6 separate regions of the Homo sapiens genome follow, and all the other regions are linked to region 5. A link is a contact called in ENCODE Hi-C or POLR2A ChIA-PET data. All regions are on one chromosome and are shown on one strand. The core of a region is the stretch at or near the end of the contact, and the rest is flanking DNA. Distances in the headings are between cores, read along the strand shown. Region 1 holds the start of SENP2 (SUMO specific peptidase 2). Region 2 holds the start of CCDC39 (coiled-coil domain 39 molecular ruler complex subunit). Region 3 holds the start of VPS8 (VPS8 subunit of CORVET complex). Region 4 has its middle 45 kb from the start of EHHADH. Region 5 holds the start of ATP11B (ATPase phospholipid transporting 11B (putative)). Region 6 overlaps PEX5L (peroxisomal biogenesis factor 5 like).

Region 1 (3,191 bases), core at 272-2,771, 2.8 Mb after region 5:
GAACTCCTGTCCTCAAGTGATCCGCCTGCCTTGGCATCCCAAAATGCTGGGATTACAGGCGTGTGCCACCACACCCGGCCTGGAATGCTGTCTATTGAGGAAAGGAAGAGGCTGTACTGGGGAGTGCCAGCGTTGAAGTTCAAGCAAGTGTAAAACTCTGGCCTTAACTGAATCACAAGTAGGAAACAAGTTAATCAGGAATGGATTTGTGGGGCATGAAAACCTTTGAGGATTCTTAGGATTGTTTGGAAGAGGGGACTGGATTTTCTATCACTAAATAGGGTGGGATTTGTTTTACAGTTGATAATTTTTTGATGGGGTGCGTCAGGGTCCCACTCTGTCACCCTGGCTGGAGTGCAGTGGCGTGATCACGACTCACTGCAGTCTCAACCTCCTGGGCTCAAGTGATCGTCTCACCTCAGCCTACCAAGTAGTTGGGACTACAGGTGCGTGCCACCACACCCGGCTAATTTTTGTATTTTTTGTAAAGATGGGGTTTTACTATGTTGCACAGACTGGTCTCAAACTCCTGGGCTCAAGCTATCTGCCCACCTCAGCCTCCCAAAGTGCTGGGATTAAAGGCAGGAGCCACCGCGCCCGGCCTATAGTTGACAATTAACTAGAAGTGTGACATTGGAATTATAGAGGGAGAGTAACGAGACTCATTACTTACTAGCCCAGGGTAGGAGACATTAGTGGGCCGCAGGTTTCATCCTTAAATTTCTGTGAAGCCTTTCTTGAGGACATCTGCCCTTTCCTTCTCTCCCTCAGTGTGTGGTTTTCCTTTCTCTGGCTCCCACTGCACTCTGCACATACCTTTATCACAGCAACCACTTACGGTGTATTGTAATTTGTAATTATCTATGTACATGTCTCCAAGTAGACTGACCTCAAGGGCGAGGGACTGGCGCTGGTACTCAGACCCCGGGTTCAAGTTCCAGCCACGTCTCTAGCTAGTTTTGTGATCTTAGACAAATAACTTAATCGCTCTATGCCTCAATTTCCTTGACTTATAAAACTGGCTTAAGACTCTCTGTCACACGCCATTGCTGGGCATATTAAGGTGACAATGCGTGAAAAGTACGAGGCAAAAGGTAAGTGCAAAATAAAGGGCGCCTAAAACGGTAAACGTGTGTTAATTAACCTGATCTACCTTTACATGTGCATTCAGCAAACACTGAGCACCTAATGTCCTCTGGGACCCCGGAACGCCTCCTCCGGAGTGGAGCAGCCTCACATGTGGCCTGTGGGCCTTGTCCCACGGGCCGGCTCCGGATTGGCTCCGCCGAAGAGAAAACCCTGCCGACAGCCCTTCCGATCTCGTCAGCGATTGGGCCGGGACCGTCCCACAATTACTCTTGTTGCTGGGCTCGGAAATAGGGAGCGGTGCTAGGTTGCGCGTGCGCAGATTGAGAATGGAGCTTTCCGGTCGGGCGGGAGGAGGTGACGTCAGGAGTGGTGGCGGGCGGGGGCCTCTGGTAGCCCTGGGGACGCTGTATCTGTGGGCTCTTGAATCGCGTCACAAATCAGCGACCGAACTCTGGCGGTGGTGGTTAAGACGGCGAAGGCGGCAGCGGCGGCGACAGCTCTGGGGTTTGCGTCTCGGGGTGTGTCGGCCGCCGCTGCTGCTTGGGCCTGGTATGTACAGATGGCTGGTTAGGATTCTCGGCACCATTTTCCGTTTCTGCGACCGGTCGGTGCCCCCTGCCCGGGCCCTCCTGAAGAGGCGGCGCTCAGACAGGTGAGACGAGAGGGGGCTGAGCGCCAGCCTGGCCTTACCCCCTCCCCCACAGCGGGCTCCTCGGCCGTGATAGCTTTGATTCAGCCAGGCTCACCCGAAACAGGTCGCCGGGATCCTAGTGACGTAGTCGCTCCCGCCAGGCTGTAGGGAGGCAGCTCCTGATGAAGGAGGAGCTGGTCGTCTTCGTAGCGGCCGGTGATGGCAGGGTCTTTGACATTCTTGTCAGAGGCCAAGCTGGTTGCTGATAACAAATGGGGCTTTGCCGCTCTTAGGCTGAACACTAACATTGAAGGAATACTGTCTTTGTTGTGGCTCACTGTTTACAAAGCACCCTCGCAAGTGTCATCTGCAGACATTAAGTGCAGTTGAAGTGAGATTCATAGCTTGCCCAAAGCCGTTTTGACTGCAAGTACTGTCCTTGCAGCAAGAAACAGCACCTGTTTTGTTCCAAAACAGCTGTCAAACAGTCTGTGTGTTTGGGGCCAGAAGGGTTTTGTGCTTTAGAATTAGTGAATGAGTAAAAAGGCTTAGGTGCCTCACTCCTTTAAAACAATCACTAGTCTGTACTCTTAAATTCGGTTAAAATTTGGGGGAAACGCAAAGCTATTCTTTTCTTTTTTTCTTTTTCTTTTGGTTGAGACGGAGTCTTGCTCTGTCGCCCAGGCTGGAGTGCAGTGGTGCGATCTCGGCTTACCGCAACCTCCGCCTCCTGGGTTCAAGCGATTCCCCTGCCTCAGCCTCCCAAGTAGCTGGGATTGCAGGTGTGCACCACCACGCCTGGCTAATTTTTGTGTTTTTAGTAGAGATGGGGTTTCACTATATTGGCTAGGCTGGCCTTGAACTCCTGACCTCAAGTGATCCGCCCACCCCAGCCTTTGGAAGTGCTGGGACTGCAGGCATGAGCCACTGCACTCAGCCCCAAAAGCTATTCTTATTTAGCATCTACTCTTTGGAGTGTCCCATTTTATTGTATCGACCTCCTTACCTAAAAATCTGGAAAATAAAATACTATACAAATTCTATGCCCCCTCTTCAACTTTAGTGATCAAGTGTTAATTTTTTTTTTTTTTGAGAAGGAGTCTCGCTCTGTCCCCCAGGCTGGAGTGCAGTGGCGCAATCTCGGCTCACTGCAAGCTCTGCCTCCGGGAGTCACGCCATTCTCCTGCCTCAGCCTCCCCAGTAGCTGGGACTACAGGCGCCCGCCACCATGCCCGGCTATTTTTTTTTTTTTTTTTTTTGAGACAGAGTCTCATTTTGTTGCCCAGGCTGAAGTGCGGTGGCACGATCTCAGCTCACTGCAACCTCTGCCCACTGGGTTCAGGCGATTCTTCTGCCTCAGCCTCCGGAATAGCTGGGATTACAGGCGCCTGCCACTGCACCCGGCTTATATTTTTTGTATTTTTTTTAGTAGAGACGGGGTTTCACCATCTTGGCCAGGCTAGTCTTGAAC
Region 2 (3,280 bases), core at 583-3,082, 2.1 Mb before region 5:
TTCTTCTCTCAAATACTAAAATAAATATTTTGTGTTAAATACCGCATATATATAATTCCATTATAATACTCATTTTTCTCTTCTTTCTGTATATCTGTATACCAAGATGTCTGAAATGTGTGTTTAATGCCATGGTAATCATTTCTACAGTACAGTGGACACTTTGGAGAGGAAATACCTTATGTTTTTATCTCATACCCTTCTATTCTGTTTGAATATCTTAAATTTACAGGAGTTGCTTTTTAAATGTCAGAGTTTAAAAAGCAATTTAATTTAATGCAATTGTGGTGCTCATTTTTCTTCTTTATATGGCTCTATACTTTTTTAAAAGAGCTAATATACTTAATATGTACATAAAAATCCTGTGTGACACATATTATGGCAAGAATACTAAAACCTAAAATTTGGATGGAACCTTAACCCATATTATGTCCCTAGAGCCCGCGAAGTAATTAGTTTGTTCATCTCCATCTCCGCTTTACAAAAAAAGAAGCAGGATTAGGGTTGGTAAGTAGGATCTGAACCCAGGGCTGGATACTTAGTATTAATTCCTCGGTACTCAGTGCTAGATCCCTTACATTTCCTAATATTGCCCTCCTTTGGGGAAAAATTGCAGTCTTCTAAATTACACATGAGTAAATAGGTCAGAACGTGTTAAAAAGCATTTCCATTGTTTTCAAAAGGTAGAGTAACAGGATTTTCATTTTCCTTTTTTAGAGCTGAGAAAACTTTCTGTTCCGTTTTACAAAGTTGTGTAAGCATCATCTGTTATTCTTGGACCTTCTTCTACACAACATATCACCACCAAAGTTTTTCAAAATTTGCTGACCCGGTTGCAATTTTTTATTTTTTTATTTTTTCGTAGAGACGCGGTGGGAGGGGTTTGTGGGGGGTCTCGCTTTGTTGTTCAAGCTTGTTTTACTCCTGGCTTTTAGGGTTCCTCCGCCTCAGCCTCCCAAAGTGCTGGGATTACAGGTGTGAGCCACTGCGCCCGGCCTGCAATTTTTTTTTTTTTAACAACTGCTATGAATTGTAGTTAGTGTAAGTTCGTCCTTGCAACGTAAAATTTCTTATGTTAATCTGTGACAACTCAATCTTCTCTTTGAAAAACTGTAAACCGCACATTTCATTCTTACCGGGCTGTTCCTCTTGAAAACATCTCAAGTCACTTTCAGCTTTAAACATTACAGACAAAAACTCACAAAGAAATATGAACCTTCTGGAGTTTAATTTATAAACGTGCGCAAATAACCGTTGCTATGCAAACCTCAGAAATTCTTTTCCAAGTAGCTCTTTAATTTTTGAGCAAGGAAAAAGCGGGCGCCGGAACCAGCCTTTCCTCTCTCGCCAGGAGGAACGAAATAAGTAAGAGGAGTGGGCATGAGGAAGGGAGTAATAATTCGAGCTTTATAACCCTAAATGTCAATTATGGTTTTAATAGCATTTTTAAATGCTTAACAATTACTGAAATAGGCAGAGAGGGTAAGGGAGGAGGGCGATGGTGCGGGGGAGTGTTAGAGGAAGCACAGGATTAGGAAAGGAGAGAAATAAAAGGGCTGGGGTAGTACTGCCAACCAGAAAACGCCCCCAACAGGCTCTCTCTGCTTCCTCCCGCCTGCTTCAATTGATCTCACCTGATCTTCCAGTAGCTTGTTCTCCTCGTTCGCCACCGGGATGGCGAACCCATCCTCCCAGTGCAGCTCAGCCAGGAATTCGCTACTCATGACTGCAAACGGATAGAGAAGATACAGAGCAAAGATCCGCCTTCTTGTACAGCGGGTGAGCAGCACCCGCGTCAAGCCCAGGCACCTGCACAGTGCCGCGGCAATTGCCGGGGGAGCCCTAGCAACCTTCCCGCGTCCTTAGTTACCAAACAGGAAACGCTCCAGCCCGAAGGCGAAACTTCCGGTTGAGAACTCCCTGCCTGCAGGCCGAAGAATCTTTTTCTTACCTTGAGCACTGAGGGATGAGCAGCAACTTGCCCCTCCCGACGTTCCCGGGGGTTGCCAGGCGGCAGCGTAACTTTCCACGAAAAGGCGGCTCTCGGATCGCTCCCGGAGCGTGTGAAAACTGTGGCCCCCGGAGCTGGCTGGAGGACCACGGGGCAGCTGGCTGGAAGTAAACCACACGATCCTCCGATTGCCTGGGGGAAGACGGGAGCCAACAGGGATTATAAACTAAGTTTCTTTTCAAGGTGTGTTTGCTGTGTTGTGTAGATTTCAGCTACTACAGTAGGTGAAAGTAGACCGAAGTGAACTGGTGTTTGGAAACAACTCTCTCTCTGGCATCACTGGGATGTTCTGATCGTCGCCTGTTTCAGTCGGCCAGCCTTCCTCACCGCACTCACCGGCCCCATCGCGGATGTCCCAGTCGATCACAGACGCGGACCGCGCGGAGGCCGCACACTTGTGGCGCGGTGTGGTGGTCCCTCCGGCACCACTCCCATACTTGCATTTTTCTTTGCATTTTTGTTTGCTAACATTTAAAGTGTGGAATTTCGCATAAACGTCTGTATTTCCTCTGCTTGAAAAAGGGTAGGTGACACAATCCCCATTATCAAAAGGCAATGTTCCGCTGGAGAGGCGCCCCCTTTAGACCAACAAAGCACTTTACCAGTTCACTAATTTGAATTACCTGCTTGGCACGGGTAGGCATTTGAGTTATAGTCTCTCTTGTATAGTATCTCAGAACTGGAAAGGACAAAACAATCAACTAATCTAATCCTTTCATTTTCTCGGTAAGTTAAACCGAGGCTCCTTGAGGCAAAGTGATTAAAGAAGGGATGCTGTGCATGAATTAATTTTACGTATCCAATAATCATCTGTAATTTTTTTTGCTCTTTCGAATTTTATTTTACCTAGACATTGTTAAACTTTTATTATAAATATTTTAAATGTATATGGGAATAGAAAGCAGAGTATAAATAACTGCTATATATGCATCACCTTGATTTAGCATTCATATTTTGCCATGTTAGCATCATCTGTATCTTTTGCTCAAGTGAAAAAATAATCATAGACATCATGACATTACAGCCCTAAATACATGAGCATGTATTGGTAGAAGAGTGGTTAATGTTATCTAACATAAGCACAATATCATTATCACACCTATAAAAATCAACTATTCTTCAATATCATCTAATAACCATTTCAGATTCATATTTCGACTGTCCTAAAAATGTCTTTTTACAGTCGATTTGTTTGTCACTATAGTTCTGAAATCCTCCTGTAGGAGCTTTGTCTCTTTGTGCCTACATTGTTTTCCATAAACTTAATCT
Region 3 (3,413 bases), core at 483-2,982, 2.0 Mb after region 5:
TTCCTGGATCTGGTCCTAGCCTTTCCAGCCTCATAGCCCACCACATCTCTAATACACACTACACCAGTGTCTTCAAACTATGGGTTGCTCTGCATCACTGAGTACTGAAATGAATTCAGTAACCAGCACTTAAAAAAAGAGAATAGAATAGAAAATACCAAGTTGCATTGTACACTCTAAGGGCAATTACTGTTTCAGCATATCTATCTATCTATCTATCTATCTATCTATCTATCTATAATGCACACTCACACATATGCGCATACTGTGTGTGTTTTTATACTAGGCCATGGCTGAAATGTATCTTTTTTTTTTTTTGAGACGGAGTCTCACTCTGTTACCCAGGCTGGAGTGCAATGGCACAATCTTGGCTCACTGCTGCAACCTCTGCCTCCTGGGTTCAAGCAATTCTCCTGCCTCAGCCTCCCGAGTAGCTGGGACCACAGGTGCATGCCACCACACCTGGCTAATTTTTGTATTTTTAGTAGAGACAGGGTTTCTCCATGTTGGTCAGGCTGGTCTTGAACTCCTGACCACCTGCCTCAGCCTCCCAAAGTGCTGGGATTGCAGGCATGAGTCACCGCACCTGGCCTGAAATGTATTTCTTACTGTGAGGGATGATTAAAAGAAGGTTGAAAGCCACTGGCCACACCACGGCTACATCAGGCCAATAACTAGTTCCCAAACTTGCTTTGTACTGCCTTTGATCCCACCCTTCCCTCAGCTAGGCATTCTCCCTGCTCTCTGCTACTGAAATCCTTCAAGGCCCTGACAAGATACCACATCCTTCCTTGAGTGTTTCACCCTTTCCCCCTGTCTGTGCGAAAATGGTGGTTCAATGTCTTTCTTTATATTACTCAAAACAGCCTGCCTTGTATTTTGTTATGTCTGTACACTGAATTCTTAGAAAATAAATACCTGGAGGACAGGGCAACACCTTCGGGTCTTCTGAAGGCCCAGAAGTCTAGTGAACCTAGCTGATGCTCAAAAATGTCTGCCCAACCGAATATTTTCTGTATCTCCTTCCAAGAGTATCTTCTGGTGTTCTTCCTCCTGTTTTCTTGACCTATATAGCCCCCAGCAGGCCTAAAATCTGTGTCCTGGGGCTAATGTTACGTACAGTGATGACTCTAGAAACCAGTCTGTTCTGAAAGCTTTCACCTTTCTTCAGGAGCGATAAGAGAAATAAGCATACGTTTTTGTTCATTTTTCAGATGTTTCCTTTATTTGAGACTATGTTTCTCCTGTATTTTTGGTGTTAAGATGTATTTTGGGGAGCAACACTGATGATATATTACAAGATAATAGTTGGTATTTTAGTATGTGTGTGCCTATTGTACTTATTTGACACAATAAATAGGCAATTCTGAGTTCATCTTTTAAAAAAAAAAAAAAGTTAAAAAAAATTTACTGGTTGCAAACTCCAAAAGGCAGGGAATCAACTTCCCTTCTGGGCTGGCTGCAAGTAAGTTCACTTTCTTAAAGGAGGAGCTTTCTCCTCTCACCTCAAGGACTGTTATTTATTTGTCTGCGCTACTCTTTCGACGTTTCCATTCTCTTGGTCCTCAAGATGTGAATCACCCATTTTTTCCGTAGGGGGGAAGACGGCGTATCTCTGGCCCTTTAAATAGGGGCGTGGTGAAGAGGCGCGGACCGCCCAGGAGGGGGAGCAGTGCGAGGAGGAAAGCGGAAGCGCTGCCCGCAGTGGTAGGTAGTGCGCGTGCGTGAGGCTAGAGCAGTGGGTGCGGTCACGTGGGCCGGCGGTCCACGGCCGGAATGGCAGCAAGCTCAGGTAACGAGTTTCCAGAGAGCGGGCCCGTGGAAGGAGACAGGATTGAGGGGCCGTATTCAGGGTAGGAGGAGAGCGCGCGACAGGTCTCTGAGCCTCGGCGTCTCCTCCCCGCGCGACAGCGGCGGGACCTCGGGGAGCGAACAGAGCAGCCCCTGACGGGCTAACCGGACCCGAGCCACGGGCCGGGCGGGGTTGATTCTCGAGTGGAGGGGCGTGTCGTACGTTGGCCCGGAACTGGGTCGGGCAATTTCCACTTACTGGTTCCAAATGAATGTGAAAATTCAAATGGGCTTAAGTAAAAAGGGATTTATTGGCTCCAAACCTGGAAGGGGCTGAGGTATCACTAAATCCAGTGACTCCGGTGATGTATTTGTGTATCTCTCCCTTTCTGCAAAGGGCCAGTAACCCCTCAGTTCCCTATCTACTTTGCGACTATAATTGCAAGCCTCATTCTGTCCTGTTACAGTCGTGCGGCAATTAGGCTGAGGGACTGGCGCGCCCGCTCCCCCGACTGTGAGCCTAGGCGGCGGGTGTCATGCCCCTCCCCACTCCCGGGCGGAACAGGTGTGTAGCCGGTCTGTCGGGCCTGGGAAACAGGTGTGGACCCCTTTAGCCTCCAGGGACTGATATCAAGGTGCCTGAGCCTGAGGCTTAGATGGGGTGTCCACCTCTTAGGATCGGTGCGCACCCTGTGAGGCTGGTTCCAGTTTGTCTCCGCGTGCAAGTTGTGCACCAGAGTGAGGGCAGCAGGGTGAAAGGTGGGCCTCTGAAGTTCGAGGCTACTCCTGTGCCTTGGCCAGTTCTTTGTGCTTGGCATCTGGGGAAGGAGGGAAACAGCTGCTCAGAGTGTCTGGGTGTACAAAATGGGGGTGCTTTACAGGAGGATAGGGTGGGAGGAGGTAGGATCGGTGAGAGGTTCCATGGCCGTGGGTTATCAGGAATAGCTAGCTGGGGAGCCTTCTTTAAATAAGCAGGCCCCCTCCACTTCTTAGATTCTTGTTAGAATGAATAGGAAGGCTTCTGGCCTCTGCACCATCCACCCTCTACCATACTCTACTTTCCCCTACTGAAAAACCCCAAAACCCAAGCAAAACAAGCATGGATGTTAGCTTGTGGTGCTAAACCTTACTCCAAATGTCTGCATTTGGGAGACAATTACATGTTAATTGTCTGTGTATGTCTATGTCTGCCTGTGTGGGTTTGAGGTATATCTAATATAAATGTGGATGGAGAATCTGCATATGTTTGTGTAAGACGTGGGTTTGCTCATGGTTAAATTTAAGCACAGAATAGGTATTGAATCCTCTGGCAATAGCTGGCCTGTTCCATAGAATATGCAATAAAGATAAATGGAAAAAAAATTCGTTGAACTACTGGGCTTTATATGGTCAAAGAGGCATTTGTGAGAAAATTCTTTCCAGAGCTCTAACAGAGTAATATGTTGATTTTTTCTTTATATTTAATATATTTGCTTCGTATCTGGACCATTGTCAGCAGATGGATGTTTTCTGTCTTCCAGAATATTGGGACATGTTGGTGATTCTTAGCTGTATCTCACTATTCCATTGACATTTCAACCAGTGTGACACAAAATGTCAGTTATGTATGTGAATGAGAAGTA
Region 4 (2,931 bases), core at 297-2,796, 2.5 Mb after region 5:
ATACAGTAACCAAAATAAGAGCTACTCTCTCTCTCTCTCTCTGTGTGCATACAATTAATAGATATTGTACAGTACATGTCTTTCTGTTCATGGTATGTATAGTTTCCTAATTCTGTCTTTTTTTTTTTTTGTCTTTTAAAACTGAGTCTGAGAATTATTGCCATGTCTGCAGGCCAGAGATAAAGCAGGGAACGTGGCGACGGACTACAGGCCTTTCAGTAAACTCTGCAGTACCTCACTAAACAAAGCTGGTATTTTTGAGGCAAAAGATAAGAATATTTAGCTAAATGGTGTTCCACTTGCAAAATGTGCTAGTTCTTATTTGATTTTTTTCTTCTTTCTTAGAAAGCTTTCTCTTTTCTATCTTTTACTTAGAGATAAATATTACATTTGAAGTCACATCTGTCCCACACCATTTTTTTCAGGGTTGAAAGAGGAAAACTAAATGAACCATAGACTTAGGGAAATAATGGAAATATGTATGTTTTAAAAAAACCATTTATGTTCCACGTATTTCAAGGAAAGGAAATGAGGAGAAACATTAAGAACACCACAGAACCATTAAAATGGACAACTCAAAGGGAAAGTATTTTACCAAAAGCATTATGTATAACATGTTGCTGATTAAATTTGTGTTGTTATATTTAATGTGTAAGTATACATTATCCTAACTAATTTAAAATATGTTTATTGAATTTACTTTACATATTTTATTTATTTGATGGAACTTTATGTTCATTTTTTAAGAAGTCAAGTATCTCCTCATTTTGGCATTTGATGAGTAACGGGAGAAAACCTGAGAAGAGACAGAAGTAATGCAAAGGTCACCGTATCTTCCAGCATAAGTGATGTAGAAACAGAAAGATCTTATTTTCAGTCAAAGTGGTGAAGTGGCAGAAAGAAAATATCCCCCAACTGGTTTGCTGACACTAATTTTGCCATATAGTGAGGACAAAAAAAACATGTCTAGGCGTTTAACTCATTATCTCCTAAACTATGGTACACAGAATGTCTGACACAACTGCAAGAGATTTTGTAAGCCAAAAGGGTTCTGTAATGACATGTTTGGAAAATGTTGCAGTCTTTTTTGAAAGTTTATAGTGTATCTTAACACGTTCCAAACGTGTAATCACAATTCTTTTTCGCTCATAAAATCTATTAATAACCCTTGGAATCATCTTTCAGGAAATGCTGAAAATTTTGCTTCTGTTTAGGATGTAGAATGTTGCAAGAGAACATTGTTCCCATCATAACAATGAGAAAAATCTTGATAATCCACAAAGTCATGATGCTTCTTGAGCTCATCAGAGAGTTGAGGTCACAAGGCAATCAGATGAACTGAAATTCCAAAGAGAGGCAAGCCCTTTTGAAGAGAGACAGGACACAGAAACTGTGTTACCTTTGGCAGAGCATAGGAGGAAGAGAAGGCACCGTAAAGGTAGGTAAGAAGAAAGCAGCTAAAACTGTAATGAATTCTTAAAGGCTGAATGTGGGCTAATGTAACATTTCAGAATAACGGGAAGCCCCAGTCACAAAAGGAGCCTGCACTCACTTGCAAGCTTTCTTCTGTGGGCCCTTGTGTTACTTTCCTAGGGCTGCCAGAATGAAGTACAGCAATGTGCTGTGTAACAACATTTCAGTCGATGACCCCATCTTCATATTGCTATCTTCTCTGTATGTCTGTCTGTTTTCTCTCTCTCTCTCTTTTTTTTTTTTTTTTTTTTTTTTGAGACGGAGTCTCGCTCTGTCGCCCAGGCCGGACTGCGGACTGCAGTGGCGCAATCTCGGCTCACTGCAAGCTCCGCCTCCCGGGTTCACGCCATTCTCCTGCCTCAGCCTCCCGAGTAGCTGGGACTACAGGCGCCCGCCACCGCGCCCGGCTAATTTTTTGTATTTTTAGTAGAGACGGGGTTTCACCTTGTTAGCCAGGATGGTCTCGATCTCCTGACCTCATGATCCACCCGCCTCGGCCTCCCAAAGTGCTGGGATTACAGGCGTGAGCCACCGCGCCCGGCCCTCTCTCTCTCTTTTTAAAACAATTTTTAAAGATACAGTACAGTAGTGTTAACGGTATATATATTGTTGTGAAACAGATCTCTAGAACTTCTTCATCTTGCAAAACTGAAACTCTGTACCCCTTGAATAACTCACCTTTTCTCTCTTCCCCATTCTACTAGTAGCACCATTCTACTTCCCATTTCTAAGAGTTTGACTATTTTTGATACTTCACATAAGTGGAATCATGCAATATTTTTCTTTTTGTGGCTGGTTCGTTTCACTTAACACAGTGTCCTCAGAGTTCATCTGTGTTGTAGCATATGATAGGATTTCCTTCTTTTCTTTTTTTTTTTTTTTTTTCAGACAGAGTTTCACTCTGTTGCCCAGGCTAGAGTGCAGTGGCACGATCTCGGCTTATTGCAACCTCCGCCTCCCCGGTTCAAGCTATTCTCCTGCCTCAGCCTCCCGAGTAGCTGGGACAGGCACCCGCCACCACGCCCAGCTAAGTTTTTGTATTTTTAGTAGAGATGGGGTTTCACTTGTCTCGAACTCCTGATCACAGGTGATCCACCTGCCTTGGCCTCCCAAAGTGCTGGGATTACAGGCGTGAGCCACCACGCCCGGCCCTATTTCCTTATTTTTTTTTTCTTTTTTTTCTTTTTCAGATGGAGTGTAGCTTTGTTGCCCAGGCTGGAGTGCAATGGCGCCATCTCGGCTCACTGCAACCTCCAGCCTCCCAGGTTCAAGCAATTATTCTGCCTCAGCCTCCTGACTAGCTGGGACCACAGGTGCCTGGCATCACGCTGGCTAATTTTTGTATTTTTAGTAGAGACAGGGATTCACCATGTTGGTCAGGCTGGTCTCAAACTCCTGACCTCAAGTGATCCACCTGTCTCAGCCTCCCAAAGTGCTGGGATTACAGACATGAGCCAC
Region 5 (3,198 bases), core at 118-2,617:
TCTACTGAAACTAGAAGATTGAGGATGCATATTCAACGACCTGCCTAGTCATGCTAATCTCATTTAGATTTGTTCTTGCTTAATTTTTTTTTTTTTTTTTTTTTTTTGAGACGGAGTCTCCTTCTGCCGCCCAGGCTGGAGTGCAGTGGCGCCATCTCGGCTCACTGCAAGCTCTGCCTCCCGGGTTCACGTCATTCTCCTGCCTCAGCCTCCCGAGTAGCTGGGACTACAGGCGACCGCCACCACGCTCGGCTAATGTTTTGTATTTTTTAGTAGAGATGGGGTTTCGCCATGTTAGCCAGGAAGGTCTCGATCTCCTGACCTCGTGATCCACCCGCCTCGGCCTCCCAAAGTGCTGGGATTACATGGGATTACAGGCGTGAGCCACCGCGCCCGGCCGCTTAATTTTTTTTTTTTTAACCACAAACGTCTGTCGGTGAAGTGTGCTTTAATTCAGCAAAAATACAGCATTCAATACATATACATAACACAATATGTATACGGGGCTGCTTTTAAACAACGCCAAACCTTTAAGTCAAAGCCTTGTTCCAGTTGCTTGTATATTCCTTCTGAGCTTGTCATCCACACACTTTTTTAACCTAGGTCAAGTTACTGCTACGGGTGTTTTTGATTGCAGAAGTTTGGCAGTTAGCAGTAAAGAACTACCTTTTTATACAAATTATCTTCCCCTGAACCTGTCCAATTTAGCACACGGCAAGACAGAATATCTCATCCATTCGCCTAGAAACACGGGTCCAGGCTGTACCAGGCTCAGGGGACTTGCAACGCTTTCGAATCACTTAATGGGTGTGATCAAGATTTCCCTAGCCCCGTCTCAGCCATTTGCTAAAGAAGAGGCCTGACTTGTGTTGAGACGAAAGCTCTTACAGCTTGATGGAACCCAAACTGGGACTTCTGGGGGGATTAACTTTCAGTCACATACGTTCAGGACTGTGCGTATGCGTGTCGGGAGACGCGTGAACCAAAGAAGCCACAGAGCCCGAAAAAGACCTGCAACAGGAGGTAGAGACCGAGGAATCGGCCCCAAGCTGCAGACTCCGGAGATGGCCAGACCCACAGACACGACTTAATCCCACTCCCAGAACGGGGAGGAGGGTGGCAGTGGACAGAAACAGCGTTCGAGAACCCGGCACCTTTCCACGCTCGCTTCTTCCCGGACCCACAACACAGAAACCCCCCAACTCGGAACGGCGGCGGGGCGCGCCAGGCCCCCCTCGGTCCGCGCACCCCCTTTCGTCACGTCCGGGGGCGGGCCGGGGCGCCGGGGGCGGTCCCGGGTGGAGCCGGGGGGCCGGGCGGGGCGGGGCGGGGGTGGGGTTGCGGGGGTGCTTTGGGTGACAACGGTCAATAATGAAGGTGGCTGCGGCGCGGCGGCAGGCTCAGCTGCGCCGGGCGGGGGCGGCGCCGGGGCCGCGCCTGTAGGACTCGGGGCCGACGCCGCGGGATGGGGACGCGGCGCGGGGAGTGAGGCAGTGGCGGCGGCGGCGGTAAGCGGAACTTCGGCCCGAGGGGCTCGCCCGCTCCCGCCTCTGTCTTGTCGGCCTCCACCTGCAGCCCCGCGGCCCCCGCGCCCCGCGGGACCCGGACGGCGACGACGGGGGAATGTGGCGCTGGATCCGGCAGCAGCTGGTAGGTGCCCCCGCCCCTCCACCTCCATTCGTCCGCCCCCGCGGGGCCTCTCGGCCCGGGGTGGCGGGGAAAGGCCGGCGGCGCGGAGCCGGGAGGCCAGGGCGTGGGCGCCCGGCTAGGCCGCAGCGGAGACGGGCGCGGGGCCCAGAGCCGGAGAAGCCCCGTGCGGCTCCCGGGCTCGTCTCGCCTCCAAGCCCGGGCCGCCGAGGCTGGCGCCGAGCGGCCGGAGGCGGCCGCTTCTAGCCGGCGCTTCTCCGTTACTTCTTCCCCCTTGCCGCTCCGGGGCTGCTGTGGCCAGAGGCGGGAGTCCCGAGCGGGGTGGCGGTGCCCCCAGAGGAAACAGGGCGAGGGAGCTGAGCGAGAGTAGGTCTTGGGGAGATGAGAGAGGCGTGCTCTTCCTGCCTCGAACAATTTGGGACGTGTTTGGGTGAAGGGGAAGCGAAGAACCTGTCTTCTGCCCCCACTCGTCACGGACTTCTGGAAGCGTGTCACGATCCAGAGCTGTGTTGATTCCCGAGGAGGAGGCTGTCGTAGGTGTCTAGCCCCCTCAGCGAGAGACGTTTCTCCCCAGGACCTGGAAAGGGGAAAGACTGTGCCAGCTGCCGGTCTAGCTTCGGAAACGATACGTATTGTACGATAGTTACGAACGATACGTACTGTCGTTTCCTTCCTACCTCGTCCTCACCCCACCCCGAGTGAAACTTTTCGAGTGTGAACCTTACTTTTTTCCCGTTCTCCTCAAGGCAGTTTGAACGACACAGGTTTGGAAGGAATAGTTAACTCTCCAGTATTATTGGAACATCTGGACACCACCAACAAAAAATCTTAGAAAAGGGTCATTTAAGGCCTATAAAAAGTGCCACCTTTCCCAGAATTAATTCAGAGAGAAAAATCTTATCTGCCTCCTGGCAGCTACAGCGCAGAAAGTACAGCATTAAGGCAGCTGTGACAATTAGGACAGAAATTGCCCCTGGCTGAAGAAGCCTAACCTTATCTGTGTGATGAGGCCGGTTACTATTTAATTTCTAAATCGCATTAACTTAATGCTTCTACAAGTTGGCGTTTTCATTTACTAATTCTAAAGGCAGTGGTAAAATTTAGTGAAACAGGAACTATTTTTGTGGGACGAAAGCACTGATAACTCTTTTTCCCTTCTGCTCTAGAAAAGCATTTTAACGTTAAGACCAAGAAGTGTGGTGTTTCAGAGCCAGCCTTCTGTTACTTCGTTTTGCAGCGGGCATCATTCTCAAAAAAAAAAAAAAATTATAAATAAGAACTGCCTACCACTCCCTCCTACAAATGTTGGGTCTCTGTTTTTAGCATTGTAAATTCAGATATCCCAGATATATGCTTTATTAGGAAACCAAGCTAATGATGTCATTATAATACCATCTTGTAATACTTTGGCTTTGTTGCAGTAAGCTGTAGCACAGTAATTTTACTCAGAAAGTTAATTATTACAGATTTGATCTTATGCTTTTGATTTGCCAAATCTTCTTGTATAGAGGGCTGATTTACCTGATGGTGTTTTTGTGTGGTAGGAAGATC
Region 6 (3,159 bases), core at 226-2,725, 2.8 Mb before region 5:
CTCTTTCCCTCTTTGTTCTCTTACCATTTGGATTCTCCAAGGGGCCAGCCTTGGTCAGAACTATGAGGAGGTCTCCTTCCTTGCAATCTATATCCTCTACTTCTAGCAGATATGCCAAAATATTTGTGATATATGTTATATTCTTACACATAGGCAGAAGGAAGAGCAAGAGCAAAGTGTGAAGGGAGGAAGAACATCAAACACTCGATGCTTCAAGGTGTTCAGTATGAATGGGGCATGAAGTTGAGGGGGCATTAGATAAGCACAATGAGGTAGTTAGGGGCTGGATGACAATGGACAGCCTGCAAGCCCAGTGGAGGAGTTTGCATTTTATTTGGGAGACAGTGGGAAACATTAGTTCTCACTATGTATTGGGTGCTCACCAGTAAGCTAAGCAGTGTTGGGGTCCATGGGGTATTGCTACTGTTGTTCATAAAAGTCCTGATCCAAGGGTATGATTTTAACTCAAGTTCCTTGGAGTCTGGATGCAAAATTAAAATGGCTCATTCATCTAGACAAAAACAAGTTGCTTCCTTTTTTAAAAAATGCAAAGTTTACAAGGTTTTACATTTTTAGCTTAAAAATTTAACAATATCTAACCTGTTTATGAGCTCAATATGTTTTATCTTGTAGTAAATGATTTGATTAATGAAATCCATCAACTTATGCAACATAGCTCATTTTTTTCAGGGACTACTCCAATAGTTCATAAAATTTCATGTGTCAATTTTGGGGACACATTTAAAGTTTAAAGAGAGAAGCTGAGAATGCAGGGAAGTGATAACTGAACAACCCTTGACTGGAAGAAAACAACTTCTATGCTTAGTGTTTTTCTACAACAAAATTAGTTAATTATTCACAAATTATACAAATGAGATAATTTTGTTAGAAAACAAAGTGATGAATGAATGTTTTTTCTATTCAGAACATCCAGCACAAAGCCTGGATGGTACATTCTCTCACCATTTCCATTTCTTTAATAAGTTACTTATTCATATATTTCAAGAATGAGATCATTTGGCCAAAAAATACGATGAGGAATAAATAACAATTGTATTGAATGATCACTTGTGTATGTGTATGTGTGTGTGTGTGTGTGTGTGTGTGTGTTTCCTAGATCACAAGACAGGAAGGAAGTGGTACCCATTTCAACTGGGGGTAAACCATGTGAAAAATTAAACCAAAAATGGAAATGACAGAATTCTAGAGTTGTTTTGGAGAAAAGGAAGAAAGCAATGGAGCATAAAAAAAAAAACAGGTTTGCAAGAACTGCATTTCTGTCAAACCTTATATATGCAGTGTCAGAATAAGAGACACGTTCCAGAGGCAGGGATCAGAGAGTGGTGCTGAGCAGAGAAGAAAAGACATGCACTGTAAAGTCTGGATGGAGAGAAGTAAAAGCGCAACCACAGAATGACAAGGTCGGGGCAATGGCAGAGCGTGGGCATCTCAGTCCAAAGTCGAAGAGAAAAAGGGAACTTTACTCTGTAAACTCTCCCTGTTGTTTAAATATGAAAATAAGAAAAATATTTTGTATGGTCTTCCTGATCCTTTGTCATTTTTATTATAAGTGATAAAATTGAATTTATAACATAAATCATTGAGGGACAAATATTTCCACTCACAACTGGTTTTCAAAGCCCTTCTGACAATAGACGCTGATTCAATCAGTAATCACCGAGTTCACCTGCATGGTTCATTAGACAAAAGCACTGGCAGCTGACTTCAAAACGGATGGGCCTGAAAGCTGAACTGTCGATACGGTTCACAATCACCATGGCCAGTTGAGGGGGAGATGATAAACTGAACCAGGTGGAGAGGCCCTGAGAGATGAGCTGTAGAAAAACCATCTGTGTCAACAGGGAGGAAACACTTTGTTAATCCCAGAGTAGTTTAGGAGATTTCAAAGTTTACTTTAAAAATCTTTAATATCTATACCCTGATGGATACTGGGAAGATGTCACAAAGTTTGTGAGAACCATTTTATGAAGAGTTAGGAGGTATCTAATATAAACATCTTTTTATAAAAATCTATCAGACAAATAGACTTTTAGCTGTGCACTTGAAATACACACTTTTCTCAAATGACTATTCTGGTTTGATTACTATGCTTATCTTACCAACATGGGACATTTGGAAGAAAGGAGAGGAAGTATCATAATTTAGAAAGGCAGTTACAGGAGTGGCTGAATGAACTCAAGACTAGAGGCTGCAGATCCCAAGTTCAAATATTGCCTGTGATGTGAAGTAACCTGGTGAACCCAGTCAAGTTACCTTTTTACTCCAAGACTTGCTTAACTTATTTTGATTATAACAAGTAATATGATTAAGCTTCTTAGAACAATATCTTTTCATCAAAGTTTATCTATACACCTAAGTTGTTCCTTAAGTGCTATCACCATAATCATACACACTCCTTCCCCTATTAAGGTGACTAGAAATGGGTTCCATGGGATGGAATTTTTAATTTTTTAATCCACTGGATTAGATTATCTTCTGAAATTCCTTCCAGATCTAATATTTACAGTTCTTATTTTGATCAGATGAACCTACTTAAAAATCAACAGCAAAAATAAATAAGTACGGCAACACTCCTTCCACAATAAAAGGCTGAATAGGTTTCTTTTCAATTTCTCTACCAAATGGCTGAGTCTAATTTTAAGTACTACTGTCTCTGACTGTTACTTTCATATATAACATCATTTTTACACTCAACCTGTCAGCTCATGTCATTTCAATTATGCATTTGTTTTCTCACTGACTAAACATTGTGCCAGCACTTCTCCCTATTAGATTAAAAAGAAAGAAAACATGGGCTATTTGAAAATGACTTAACAGCAATACATTTTTCCAGCTTGAAAGTCTAGTATTTTTCTTTTATGCTGCATGTAATGAACATAGGCTGAATATTAATATCTTAAAGTAAAGATACCTGATAGCATTTCAGATATTTGTTGAACTTGAGATGGTGACTCATGATGTCTCTCTTGGTGATTACAGTTTTTAACTGAGCCCTGTGAGTTAGTTGCATTACTGCTTGGAAAACTGGGGAAGATGGACTGGTAGAGGAGAGCTAGGTGTGTGCTTGTTACTCAACAATGCTAGAACCTTGTTTACTCACAGAGATGGCTAGGCTGGCAAGAGCAGAAGACAGTAAAC

The links. A loop is a pair of places that touch in the nucleus more often than their neighbours do. ChIA-PET counts read pairs that join two places held with the same protein, here RNA polymerase II (POLR2A). Pooled maps may share reads with other maps.
Region 1: a loop to region 5 is called in a map of CD8-positive, alpha-beta T cell, with 16 times the contacts of the local background. The contact joins the promoter of SENP2 here to the promoter of ATP11B in region 5. A Hi-C loop is called at or near these places in 3 of 168 maps with a recorded cell type or tissue (CD4-positive, alpha-beta T cell and CD8-positive, alpha-beta T cell) and 9 of 50 pooled maps. POLR2A ChIA-PET finds 5 or more read pairs at or near these places in 1 of 52 experiments (naive thymus-derived CD4-positive, alpha-beta T cell).
Region 2: a loop to region 5 is called in a map of naive thymus-derived CD4-positive, alpha-beta T cell, with 17 times the contacts of the local background. The contact joins the promoter of CCDC39 here to the promoter of ATP11B in region 5. A Hi-C loop is called at or near these places in 1 of 168 maps with a recorded cell type or tissue (naive thymus-derived CD4-positive, alpha-beta T cell) and 1 of 50 pooled maps. POLR2A ChIA-PET finds 5 or more read pairs at or near these places in 1 of 52 experiments (activated CD4-positive, alpha-beta T cell).
Region 3: a loop to region 5 is called in a map of CD8-positive, alpha-beta T cell, with 13 times the contacts of the local background. The contact joins the promoter of VPS8 here to the promoter of ATP11B in region 5. A Hi-C loop is called at or near these places in 3 of 168 maps with a recorded cell type or tissue (CD8-positive, alpha-beta T cell and naive thymus-derived CD4-positive, alpha-beta T cell) and 10 of 50 pooled maps. POLR2A ChIA-PET finds 5 or more read pairs at or near these places in 1 of 52 experiments (CD8-positive, alpha-beta memory T cell).
Region 4: a loop to region 5 is called in a pooled map, with 2.3 times the contacts of the local background. The contact joins the enhancer-like site here to the promoter of ATP11B in region 5. A Hi-C loop is called at or near these places in 4 of 168 maps with a recorded cell type or tissue (B cell, CD4-positive, alpha-beta memory T cell, CD8-positive, alpha-beta T cell and 1 more) and 8 of 50 pooled maps.
Region 6: a loop to region 5 is called in a map with no recorded cell type, with 6 times the contacts of the local background. The contact joins the enhancer-like site here to the promoter of ATP11B in region 5. A Hi-C loop is called at or near these places in 4 of 37 single-sample maps with no recorded cell type and 5 of 50 pooled maps.

Annotation. Positions count from the first base shown.
Region 1 is chr3:185,584,774-185,587,964 of GRCh38, forward strand. It overlaps SENP2 (SUMO specific peptidase 2), which reads left to right and starts at 1,522. Exons shown (of 17, transcript NM_021627.3): 1 at 1,522-1,741. The coding sequence starts at 1,641. RefSeq lists enhancers at 1-380, 381-999, 1,000-1,618, 1,112-1,161, 1,202-1,601.
Region 2 is chr3:180,677,657-180,680,936 of GRCh38, forward strand. CCDC39 (coiled-coil domain 39 molecular ruler complex subunit) reads right to left here and starts at 1,833. Exons shown (of 20, transcript NM_181426.2): 1 at 1,635-1,833. The coding sequence starts at 1,724. It overlaps CCDC39-AS1 (CCDC39 antisense RNA 1), which reads left to right and starts at 2,425. Exons shown (of 2, transcript NR_046725.1): 1 at 2,425-2,534. RefSeq lists enhancers at 2,105-2,204, 2,285-2,334.
Region 3 is chr3:184,810,434-184,813,846 of GRCh38, forward strand. It overlaps VPS8 (VPS8 subunit of CORVET complex), which reads left to right and starts at 1,733. Exons shown (of 48, transcript NM_001009921.3): 1 at 1,733-1,792. RefSeq lists enhancers at 1,551-1,600, 1,661-1,860.
Region 4 is chr3:185,297,850-185,300,780 of GRCh38, forward strand. It overlaps a transcript of MAP3K13 not described here. Among named protein-coding and RNA genes, the nearest start is that of EHHADH, 45 kb to the left of the region's middle. Within about 2 kb of position 1,547, at least 4 of the 41 ENCODE cell types and tissues checked have a DNase peak (open chromatin) inside an H3K27ac peak, as active enhancers do; they include B cell, where a contact is called at or near this core.
Region 5 is chr3:182,792,137-182,795,334 of GRCh38, forward strand. It overlaps ATP11B (ATPase phospholipid transporting 11B (putative)), which reads left to right and starts at 1,368. Exons shown (of 30, transcript NM_014616.3): 1 at 1,368-1,650. The coding sequence starts at 1,624. It overlaps ATP11B-DT (ATP11B divergent transcript), which reads right to left and starts at 1,228. Exons shown (of 3, transcript NR_187316.1): 1 at 944-1,228. RefSeq lists a silencer at 1,203-1,952.
Region 6 is chr3:179,960,121-179,963,279 of GRCh38, forward strand. The region is part of intron 2 of PEX5L (peroxisomal biogenesis factor 5 like); the gene reads right to left. All of the region lies in intron 1 of LOC124909463 (a long non-coding RNA gene), which reads left to right. Among named protein-coding and RNA genes, the nearest start is that of PEX5L-AS2, 64 kb to the left of the region's middle. RefSeq lists a silencer at 1,794-1,843. Within about 2 kb of position 1,476, at least 2 of the 41 ENCODE cell types and tissues checked have a DNase peak (open chromatin) inside an H3K27ac peak, as active enhancers do.